2 separate regions of the Homo sapiens genome follow, and region 2 is linked to region 1. Evidence: read pairs that join two places in POLR2A ChIA-PET (ENCODE). Cell type or tissue: A673. All regions are shown on one strand. Each heading gives the region's core, and the rest is flanking DNA. Links, peaks and the distances in the headings are about the cores only.

Evidence for each region. Peaks named below come from ENCODE experiments on the same cell type or tissue, not always from the same donor. Only the 100,000 strongest peaks of a DNase experiment are listed, where the experiment ranks them.
Region 2: POLR2A ChIA-PET joins it to region 1 with 6 read pairs; 4 of 35 experiments call an interaction of 5 or more read pairs at or near these places.

Annotation. Positions count from the first base shown.
Region 1 is chr1:32,970,135-32,975,506 of GRCh38, forward strand. No RefSeq gene overlaps it. Among named protein-coding and RNA genes, the nearest start is that of RNF19B, 8.0 kb to the left of the region's middle. In A673, for the core only: no CTCF peak of the experiment used is centred there; a DNase peak (open chromatin) is centred at 2,887; H3K4me3 peaks cover 888 bases; H3K27me3 peaks cover 824 bases.
Region 2 is chr1:32,886,401-32,891,772 of GRCh38, forward strand. It overlaps HPCA (hippocalcin), which reads left to right and starts at 91. Exons shown (of 4, transcript NM_002143.3): 1 at 91-115; 2 at 2,478-2,876. The coding sequence starts at 2,499. RefSeq lists silencers at 210-299, 380-429, an enhancer at 685-854 and a cis regulatory region at 770. In A673, for the core only: a CTCF peak has its summit at 360 (motif pointing left); a DNase peak (open chromatin) is centred at 321; H3K27me3 peaks cover 1,062 bases.

The DNA of each region.
Region 1 (5,372 bases), core at 228-5,227:
CTGGAGTGCAATGGCGCGATCTCGGCTCACTGCAACCTCCACCTCCTGGGTTCAAGCGATTCTTGTGCCTCATCCTCCCGTGTAGCTGGGACTACAGGCACTAATCACCATGCCCGGCTGATTTTTTTTTTTGTATTTTAGTAGAGATGGGGTTTCGCCATGTTGGCCAGGCTGGTCTTGAACTCCTGACCTCAAGTGATCTGCCCACCTCGGCCTCCCAAAGTGCTGGGATTACAGGTGTGAGCTACCACGCCCAGCCTCTTTTTTTTTTTTTTTTTTTTGACATGGAGTTTCACTTTTTCGCTTTTGACGGAGTGCAATGGCGCAATCTCAGCTCACTGCAACCTCTGCCTCCCAGATTCAAGAGATTCTCCTGCCTCAGCCTCCCAAGAAGCTGGGACTACAGGTGTGTGCCACCATGCCTGGCTAATTTTTGCATTTTTAGTAGAGACGGGGTTTCACCATGTTGACCAGGCTGGTCTCAAACTCCTGATCTCAGGTGATCTACCCGCCCCAGCCTCCCAAAGTGCTGGGATTACAGGCATGAGCCACAGCACCTGGCTTCAAGGTTGCTTTGAAAGCTAATTTTAATTAGATGTCACATGAATATTGAGGCTCCTAGCTCCTTCCTCTGGCCTCAGAAGTCACCTCTACCTGATGTGATCTCCATTTTTCCCTGTGGATCATGAGCTTCTGTGCCTAGTCAGCCTGATCTGGGTCACCTCCTATTTTCTGGGTCTCCTGGCCTGTCCTCTCTCTGCCTGCCTCAGGGAGTGGCCTCTTTATCCATCTGGAAGTCTTCCTGCCTCTGACCTGTCCTCTGATGCTCACATCGAAGTCCTATCTGTTTTATCTCCAAAATGCTTATGGAATCTCACCCTTTGTTCCTGGGTTTACATGCACTGCCCTGTTCAAGCCTCATTATCTCTTCTGCTTCAATTTCGGCTCCAGCTCCTCAACTGGTCTCTTTTGTGAAGCCATTGGCTCATGTCTACCCCTACTCAAAAACTTTCTCCAGTTCCCACTGCAGAAAGCCTCATCTTCTTGCATGCCTCCTGGACTCAAGCCATTTGGCCTTCTTTATGTTATCTAACTAAGTATGCCCAGGATTGTTAAGCCTCGCTTCTTGGCAAATGCTGGTCCCTCTGCTTCTTATGCCCTTCCTATCCCTCTCCACTTGGTGTAATCCTGTGCATATTTCAGGCTCATTTCCATGGTTACCATCCACCTTTCTACAGTCAGACCCACCTCCCTCCATCCTTTGTGTCCCCAGGGTACAGTGTAGATAACTCTAGAGTTACATGTAGTACTAGGGTATCCACATACTTTACTGTCCAAAGCAGGACATTTGGAGGGATGAAAGGGAATGCTATTAATTTGCTCTAGTTTAACAGGTGTCAATTGATCTGTTCCAGGCAAACTGGAAGATATGATCACCCACCTACACCCAACATCGCTGTAAAACCCGCAGTTGATGCTTTCATTTATCTCATTCATTGCTCTCAACAGCCATGTGAGCTTGGTATTGCTATCCTGTTTTCAAGATGAGAAGATGGAGCCTCAGAGAGAGGAGACTTGTGGTCACACAGCCAGCTCATCATATTCTAAATCCTGGACTCTGACTCCATCCTTGGCACCTCCAATACCACAGGGTCTTGTCTGGGTTAGTGACATGTGGACTCTTAAGACAAAGAGGGAAGGTAGAAATGGAAACTTACTCATTGCATGCACTGGTCTCTGTCCAGGGCCTTGTGTAGCAAAGACCTCAGGACATGTTTGTTGGATAGATGACTTCTTTTTTTGTTTTGTTTATAGACGGTGTCATGCTATGTTGCCCAGGCTGGAGTGCAGTGGCTATTTACAGGCAAAATCATAGTATGATACAGTTTCAAACTCCTGGGCTCAAGCAATCCTCCTGCCTTAGTCTTCCAAGTAGCTGGAACTACAGGCTTCATGACACCAAACCCATCAGATAGGTGACTTCTTGGGGATAGATAAACTGTGTATTTTACTTAAAATCTGTGCCCCTCCCCAGGACTTGTTTTACATGGATTCATTCATTCAATCAATTAATTAACATTTAGTGTGTACCTACTATGTGCCTGGTACAGTGTCGGTGATATAGCAATGAGCAAAACAGACAAGGTCACTGCTCACATGGAGCTTACAATCCAGTGGGAAAAACCCTTACAAAAACAATCATACAAATAAACATACAGTTACAAATCAGGATAGATGCTAAGAAGGAAAAATACTTGGTGTGAGGTGTAAGAAATATTTTGGAGGTAAATTTAATAGGTTTTGGTCATAGATTTGATTGGGGACAGCGAGATGGAGATGGTTCTCAGGTTTTTGCTTGAGACAGAGAAGAGCATTTTGGGGAGATAAGTGGGGCTGGATGTGTGGGACTTGAGGCATCTGTCGGATTTCTCTTTTAATCTTTGCCACCTCCAGCAGGTTGATTTACTCAAAGCTGAAAAATTACAGCAAGTAATGGAAACCTGCAAATAAAGCTGGCCTCCAGGTAGGTAAGGTAGAAAGAGGGGCAGGTGTGGGAAGTCAGGAGAAAAGCAGAGAAGGGAAGGGGGACGAGAGGTGTTCATGGAGACAATAATCAGACCTCCCAGACAATAATCAGACCTCCCGAGACAATAATCAGACAATTGCTCCCACACAATAATCAGACGTCCCAAGCTCCCAATAATCAGACCTCCCTAGGACTGCGGCGATACCGTGCGTTTCACACTGCGGAACGAGCACGGCTCGCGTCTTCCCTTGCCCGGGGCAGGGCCAGCGCTTTCCTTGGGCACTCGAACGAGGGGAGGGGGCCGCTTAGTGCCTGGAAATCCGAGCAGCCTTGGCTTGCTTGGCTGCGCAACCCGCCAATCCGGCTGCGCCCGGTGGCGGTGCCATGTGACCAGCCTCCCTTTCCCTCCCTGGCCTTCCAGGGAAGACCGGCATCCCCGCAGTGCCGCCACCCTCGCCATCCCGCCCCCGCCCCTCGCGTGCCGCATCCGCGCGGGAGAGCGCCCGGCGAGGGGCCGGGATTCCGCCGCGGTCCGCTACGGCGCAGGGGACGGGAAGGGAGCGGAGGCGAGCGAGTTGCTGCCGCAGCTCCCGCAGTGTTTTCTGTCAAGGTCAAGCATACCCACTCTTTGACAAGGCTGCCTCCGAAATCCCTCCCTTGCAGTCCTCCCAGCCGTTCCCACCGCCTTTGCCACTCATCCGGCGGCAGCCGTCCTCGGACCACTGCCCCTGCCTCTCACTGGGCTTCCAGCAGACACAGCGGGGGATGGGAGGGTTTCTTTTTTTTTTTTTTTTTTTAATTTTTATTTATTTATTTATTTTTTTTTTTTATTGATCATTCTTGGGTGTTTCTCGCAGAGGGGGATTTGGCAGGGTCATAGGACAATAGTGGAGGGAAGGTCAGCAGATAAACAAGTGAACAAAGGTCTCTGGTTTTCCTAGGTAGAGGACCCTGCGGCCTTCCGCAGTGTTTGTGTCCCTGGGTACTTAAGATTAGGGAGTGGTGATGACTCTTAACGAGCATGCTGCCTTCAAGCATCGGTTTAACAAAGCACATCTTGCACCGCCCTTAATCCATTTAACCCTGAGTGGACACAGCACATGTTTCAGAGAGCACAGGGTTGGGGATAAGGTCACAGATCAACAGGATCCCAAGGCAGAAGAATTTTTCTTAGTACAGAACAAAATGAAAAGTCTCCCATGTCTACTTCTATCCACACAGACCCGGCACCCATCCGATTTCTCAATTTTTTCCCCACCCTTCCCGCCTTTCTATTCCACAAAACCGCCATTGTCACCATGGCCCATCTCCAATGAGCCGCTGGGCACACCTCCCAGACGGGGTCGTGGCCGGGCAGAGGGGCTCCTCACTTCCCAGTAGGGGCGGCCGGGCAGAAGCGCCCCTCACCTCCCGGATGGGGCGTCTGGCCGGGCGGGGGGCTGACCCCCCCACCACCCTCCCGGACGGGGCGGCTGGCCAGGCAGAGGGGCTCCTCACTTCCCAGTAGGGGCGGCCGGGCAGAGGCGCCCCTCACCTCCTGGATAGGGCGGCTGGCCGGGCGGGGGGCTGACCCCCCCACCTCCCTCCCGGACGGGGCGGCTGGCCAACCCCCCCCCCCGCCTCCCTCCCGGACGGGGCGGCTGGCCGGGCAAAAGGGCTCCTCACTTCCCAATAGGGGCAGCCGGGCAGAGGCGCCCCTCACCTCCCGGACGGGGCGGCTGGCCAGGCGGGGGGCTGACCCCCCCACCTCCCTCCCGGACGGGGCGGCTGGCCGGGCAGAGGGGCTCCTCACTTCCCAGTAGGGGCGGCCGGGCAGAGGCGCCCCTCACCTCCCGGACGGGGCGGCTGGCCAGGCGGGGGGCTGATCCCCCCACCTCCCTCCCGGACGGGGCGGCTGGCCGGGCGGGGGGCTGACCCCCCACCTCCCTCCCGGACTGGGCGGCTGGCCGGGCGGGGGGCTGACCCCCCCACCTCCCTCCCGGACGGGGCGGCTGGCCGGGCAGAGGGGTCCTCACTTCCCAGTAGGGGCGGCCGGGCAGAGGCGCCCCTCACCTCCCGGACGGGGCGGCTGGCCAGGCGGGGGGCTGATCCCCCCACCTCCCTCCCGGACGGGGAGCCTGGCCGGGCAGGGGGCTGACCCCCCCTCCCCCCTCCCGGACGGGGCGGCTGGCTGGGCGGGGGGCTGACCCCCCACCTCTCTCCCGGACTGGGCGGCTGGCCGGGCGGGGGGCTGACCCCCCCACCTCCCTCCTGGACGGGGCGACTGGCTGGGCAGAGGGGCTCCTCACTTCCCAGTAGGGGCGGCCGGGCACAGGAGCCCCTCACCTCCCGGACGGGGCGGCTGGCCGGGCGGGGGGCTGACCCCCCCCCACCTCCCTCCCGGACGGGGTGGCTGCCGGGCGGAGACGCTCCTCACTTCCCAGACGGGGTGGCTGCCGGACGGAGGGGCTCCTCACTTCTCAGACGGGGCGGTTGCCAGGCAGAGGGTTTCCTCACTTCTCAGACGGGGCGGCCGGGCAGAGACGCTCCTCACCTCCCAGACGGGGTGCGGCCCAGCAGAGGCGCTCCTCACGTCCCAGACAGGGCGTCGGGGCAGAGGCGCTCCCCACTCAGACGATGGGCGGGTCAGGCAGAGATGCTCCTCACTTCCTAGATGGGATGGCGGCCGGGCAGAGACGCTCCTCACTTTCCAGACTGGGCAGCCAGGCAGAGGGGCTCCTCACCTCCCAGACGATAGGCGGCCAGGCAGAGACGCTCCTCACTTCCCAGACGGGGTGGCGGCCGGGCAGAGGCTGCATTCTCGGCACTTTGGGAGGCCAAGGCAGGCGGCTGGGAGGTGTAGGTT
Region 2 (5,372 bases), core at 304-5,303, 84 kb before region 1:
GGTGAGCGCTGCGGGGCGTCTCCCTCGCAGTCCCGCCCGCCCCTCCTGCCGCCCCTGCCGCGCGCGCCGCAGCAGCGCCGCCTTCCCTGCGCAGTCGGTGTCTCCGCGTCGCTGGGTGAGTGGGGGCAGCTCCAGCCGGGGCCGGGGGATGAGGGCAGGGGGTTCCCGGAGCTGGGGGCCCACGTCCAGGGCTTCCCAACACCGCCGCTCCCGGGCTTCCCGGGAATCCTTGCCCCGGGTGGCGGGGGCGCTGGGGACTGGGAAGCGCGCGGTGCTCTCCAGGGTCCTGACCGCCGAGTGGCCGGCCCCTAGGAACCGCGTTCGACCGCCCTGGAGCGCCCCCTCCAGGAGGGGCCACGCGCCGGGCGCTGTCCTAGTGCTGAGCGGATGGAGGCGGGGGCTGGGGGACAGAGCTGAGGGAGGTTTGGAGCGGGTCCCCGGGGCTGGCTTCTCAGGTCGAGCTGAGGGGGTTCTTCCCATATGGGGGACTGGAGGTCTTTGCGGGCAGCTGAATCTTCTTGCAACCGGGAGGGGCAACTCCGAGGGTGGCAGGGCCCAGGGGGCACTGGAGGAGCTCTCTTGCTCCGCGCATCTCTCTGCCCCCACCCCGGTGACCCAGTTCCTTGGACCTTGAGGAGGGCAGTGCGGGACATGCCCCAGCCCTTCTCATTTCCTTAGCCCTTTCCCACTCACTTGTCCGGTGGGTCCTTAGCCTGGGCCATAAGAGGCTGGTCTAGAAAGGAGGGGCACCAACTTACAGAAACATGCATGTGACACACCGCCGAGGACACACACGGGTCCTCCAAATGGCCACACGGGCTCATTCCCTCACGCTGTGACGGGTGCATACCTGATCACATGCACATCTGAGGCACATGCAGGGACATAGATGGAAAGACACGGCAGGCAAATGCAATGCAAAAACCAGCGGCACACATCATGCATGAGCACATGCACTCACAACACACCCATTCACATGTGTGCAGAGCTTCATGCACATGTATGCACAAGGAGGCCCCTCCTTGCCCTAAGTGGGTGGGGGTCACCTGCACACACGCCTACATCCTTGTGCAGAACTGGCTGGCTGTTTCCTCTTCATTGCCTTCTACTCAGCCTCCACAATCTAACCTGCACTCAGGGGACCTTTCAGGACTAGATGAAGGGTAAGTGTTGGGGAGGCTTGGATGGGCTTGGTGGGGGGTCTCCTTGGAAAAGGGGCCCCGAGCAGGTCTGGGAAGGTTTGCAGCTCCCTCTCCTGGGACCTGGCAGCACCCCTGGGAAAACAGAAGGAAAACAAAGAAAAATGGCAAGGGTGCCTGAAGGTCCCACGTGCAGCTGGCCATGTGAGAGGTGTCGGCATGCGAGTTGGCGTGTGATGGCATGTGTGAGACATGTGGGGTCGTGGGCTGGTGTGTCTTGATGCACAGGGTATGGGAGTTGTGCGTGGTGCCATGTGTCGATTCGTGTGAGTTGTGGAGCAGAGGGAATGTCGTCATGTGTGGAGGCATGCTGACCCATGGGTGGGCGTGGGCTGGTACGTGAGTGGCATGGGATCCAGGGTGTGGATCTGGTGAGCTATGAAGCATACAGTTATCGGTATACATTCATTTGCACAGTTTTTGCATGAGTTTTGTGGCACCTGGGTATATGTAAGTCATTTTTATTTATTTAACATTTATGTAGCACTTATCTATGCAGCCATGGTTCTAAGTGCTTCACACATATTAACTAATTTAATCCCCAAAACAATCCTCTTAGGTAAGTACTGTTATTACCCCACTTTAAAGATAAGGCAGAGAGAGTTTAAGGAACTTGCCCAAGGTCACATAGCTGGTAAGAGGAGGAGCTGGGATTCAAACCTAGGTGATCTGACTCTGGAGCCCACAGTAACACCTCCCTCTGCTGCCTCTTGTTGGGCACACCTGTCAGAGGGAGAACAGGGCAGTGTCTGGGCTGCGGGTATATTCAGTGCTGAGCAGGCACATGTGAGGCAATGAGAAGGCAGTGGGTAGGACGGAGGAGGATCAGAAGGTTTTTCTGCACCTCTGTGGGCAACTCTAGGAGTCAGCCTCATAATGCCATGGCTGTGTGACCTGAAGCAGCCACCTCACGTCTGTAAGCCTGCCTTCTCATCTGTAAAATGGGGCAAATCCCCATACAACCTGTTGCGAAAGTGAATTGGTGTGCATTTGTGAAGGCTTAGTGGCTGGCACCTAGAAGGGCCTCAGTAAATGTGAACCACCCTTCCCTTCCTCCCTCTCCCAGGAAAGCGTATGGTCCAGGGAGATGGTGTGGAGCATGGCATAGATACAGGATGCCTGGGTCTAGGCTGTGTGACCTTGGGCCAGTTCCTCTCTTTCACTGGGCCAAACAAGAGGCAGGGATGGCTGTTGGCAGGGGGGCCCATCTGGAGCAGTGTCTAGTAGCCAGGAGGGCCTGATCACTCCTCTCTGCCCTTGACCCCCTTGGGGACCCAGGTGGGACTTGGCTCGGCGGCCATGGGCAAGCAGAACAGCAAGCTGCGGCCCGAGATGTTGCAGGACCTGCGAGAGAACACAGAGTTCTCAGAGCTGGAGCTGCAGGAGTGGTACAAGGGCTTCCTCAAGGACTGCCCCACAGGAATCCTCAATGTGGATGAGTTCAAGAAGATCTACGCCAACTTCTTTCCCTATGGTGACGCCTCCAAGTTTGCCGAGCACGTCTTCCGCACCTTTGACACCAACAGCGATGGCACCATAGACTTTCGGGAGTTCATCATTGCGCTGAGCGTGACCTCGCGCGGCCGCCTGGAGCAGAAGCTCATGTGGGCCTTCAGCATGTATGACCTGGACGGCAACGGCTACATCAGCCGGGAGGAGATGCTGGAGATCGTGCAGGTGGGCCCCTGGGCCCCTCAGAATGCCAGGCACAGGGCCCGGCAGCTTGCACCCACCACCCCTTTTGATCCTCTCAGCAGACCTCGTAGGCATGTGGTGGCAGGGGATATTCTTGCAATCCCATTTTAAAAATTGTTTTTAGGAAATATTTCCCATTTAAAGAAAAGTTGAGAAAACTCCCCTATACCCTCTACCCAGATTCACCAATTAACATTTTCCCACAGTTGCTTCATCATTATCAGTGTGTGTGTGCGTGTGTGCACACTAGTGTGTAACATTTTCTTGCTGTTCTGAACATTGGCCCTTTACCCCTGGATACATTAGGATATATTTCCTAAAAATAAGCACATTCTCTTACATAACCCATAATATGATTACCAAAGCCAGGATATTTAACATAGAAACAATGCTATTATCTAATCTACCAACCATATTCCAATTTTGCCAACTGTCTCCATAATGTTCTTTATAGCATTTTTGGCCCTGACCTGGGGTCATGCATTGCATCTAGTTCTCATGTCTCTTTAGCCCCCTTTAATCTGGAATAGCTCCTCATCCTTTCTTTATCTTTTATGAATTGACATTTCTGCAGAGCACAGTCCAGCTATGTCTAGTTGATCCTCATTTACACCAGAGGAAACGGATGCTCAGAGAGATAAAGGCACTTGCTTGAGGCCACACAGCCTGTGTGAGTGGGCCATCTGGCACCACTGTCTACATTCCATCTGGATACCCAGCCATCTTCTAACTAATTGATTGAGGGCCCACTATGAGCCTAGCATTGAGTGAGGTGCTCATGAGCTCAGTGCGTGCTTACAACAACCCCATGAGGCTCAGAGAGGTGAGGTGATGTGCCCAAAATCACACAGCACATAAGTGGAGAAAAGCTCTGGCTGGCCACTACTTAGAGCTGTCTACTGAGAGGGCTCTGGACTCATAGCCAGGAGGTCTGGCTTCCAGTTCTGGAAGTGGCCTTCAATCTTAGGTTGCTCATCTGTACGCTCATACTGACTTCACAAGGAGATTTAAGGACCGGATATAAATGCCTTTTGTTAGTACAAGTTTAAGTGTGCTGCATGTTAGCTTTATTTCAGAAACCACCCATCCCCTCAGCCCAGCCTTGAAGATGGCCAGGGCTCTGGCTCTATTTTATCTGCCTTTTTCCTAAGGCTTTACACATTTTTTCACCTGTAAAGTGGGGGTGTTAATCCCCTGCCTCACAAGGCTATTGCAGGGATAGAGTGAGATAAGGACTTGAGCGGAAGGCTTGGCATATAATTGGTACTTGGTAGACATTAGCAATTGTCTGTTATTATTTTCTCCTCTGCACATCCTCTGCTCTAGCCAGAAGGGCCTTTTCAGCATCTTTGAAATGTGCCCTGACTAATCCTGTCACGCAGCTTTGCACAAGCTCTTGCCCCCTTTCCTTCTGCATCTCTGAATCCTTTCCCTTCTGGTCCCTCAGCTCCACAGACTGCTGCCCCAGCCACTGCTGGACTCTTGACTTTGGCTTCTCCTCTTGCTAAGGTCTGGGTCTTCTCTCCAGGTGGAGATGTGATGCCCTCCCCATACCTATGGCTAGAGAGGGGAAAGCCCTAATGTTTGCCATGGACTCCTGTGAGCCAGGCATTTGACTCTTTAGTTGCTTGATGGTAGGGGGATCTGGGGGTCCTGATGGTAGGGCCAGGTGGCCAGAATGGTGGAGGATCACCCGGACATGGACAGCAGCTGGGTACTGACTATCTGAAGGAATGTTGGCATTTTACCACTTAGTGTGTTGCACTGGTGTGTACTGGTAAACCCCAGTCCTGCTGGAGCCACCACGCCCGGGTGTCAGTCAAGCTAGACCCATTCCCTGGGCATCCTCAGGACCCCTTTCTGGTGGCCTCTGCTATCCAGACCCTGGCTTCTTTTAGGGCGGCCCGGGGGCCCCAGACAGCTGGTGCACACAGAGCTCTGCAAGCCCCAGTGCCTGATTAATGACAAGTTGGCTCCCATGAAACCATGAGTAAGCAGCAATTCCAGACAATTAGTTAGGAGGCCCAGGAGAAGGCTATCACAGGGTTACTGGTCACTGGCCCAGTTCTTCTCAAGACCCAGCCCTCTGCCAGGTAATGGACACACTGGAGAGGAAGAGACTGCGCCTCTTGGGGCTCCCACTCTGGTGGGGGAGACAGATGTGTAGGTCACACTGACAAGCTCAGTGACAGGGGTGTAAAGGTGTCATCTGGGAACCAGGGGACTACTGAGTGGCAGGGAAGACTTGAGGATGTGGAGGATGAATAATGACTATAATATGAGCTGCTGTTTACTGACCACCCACTCTAGCCAGCCACGGTTCCTCACACATAATCTCATTTAATCTGAGGAAACTGAGGCTCACAGATACATATATGTCCAAGGCTACACAGTTAGTGAGTAGTTCAACCAGGACACCACTCCAGGTCCATCTAACTTTAGAAACTTGAGACTACCAGACCCCTCTATTCATGTGCT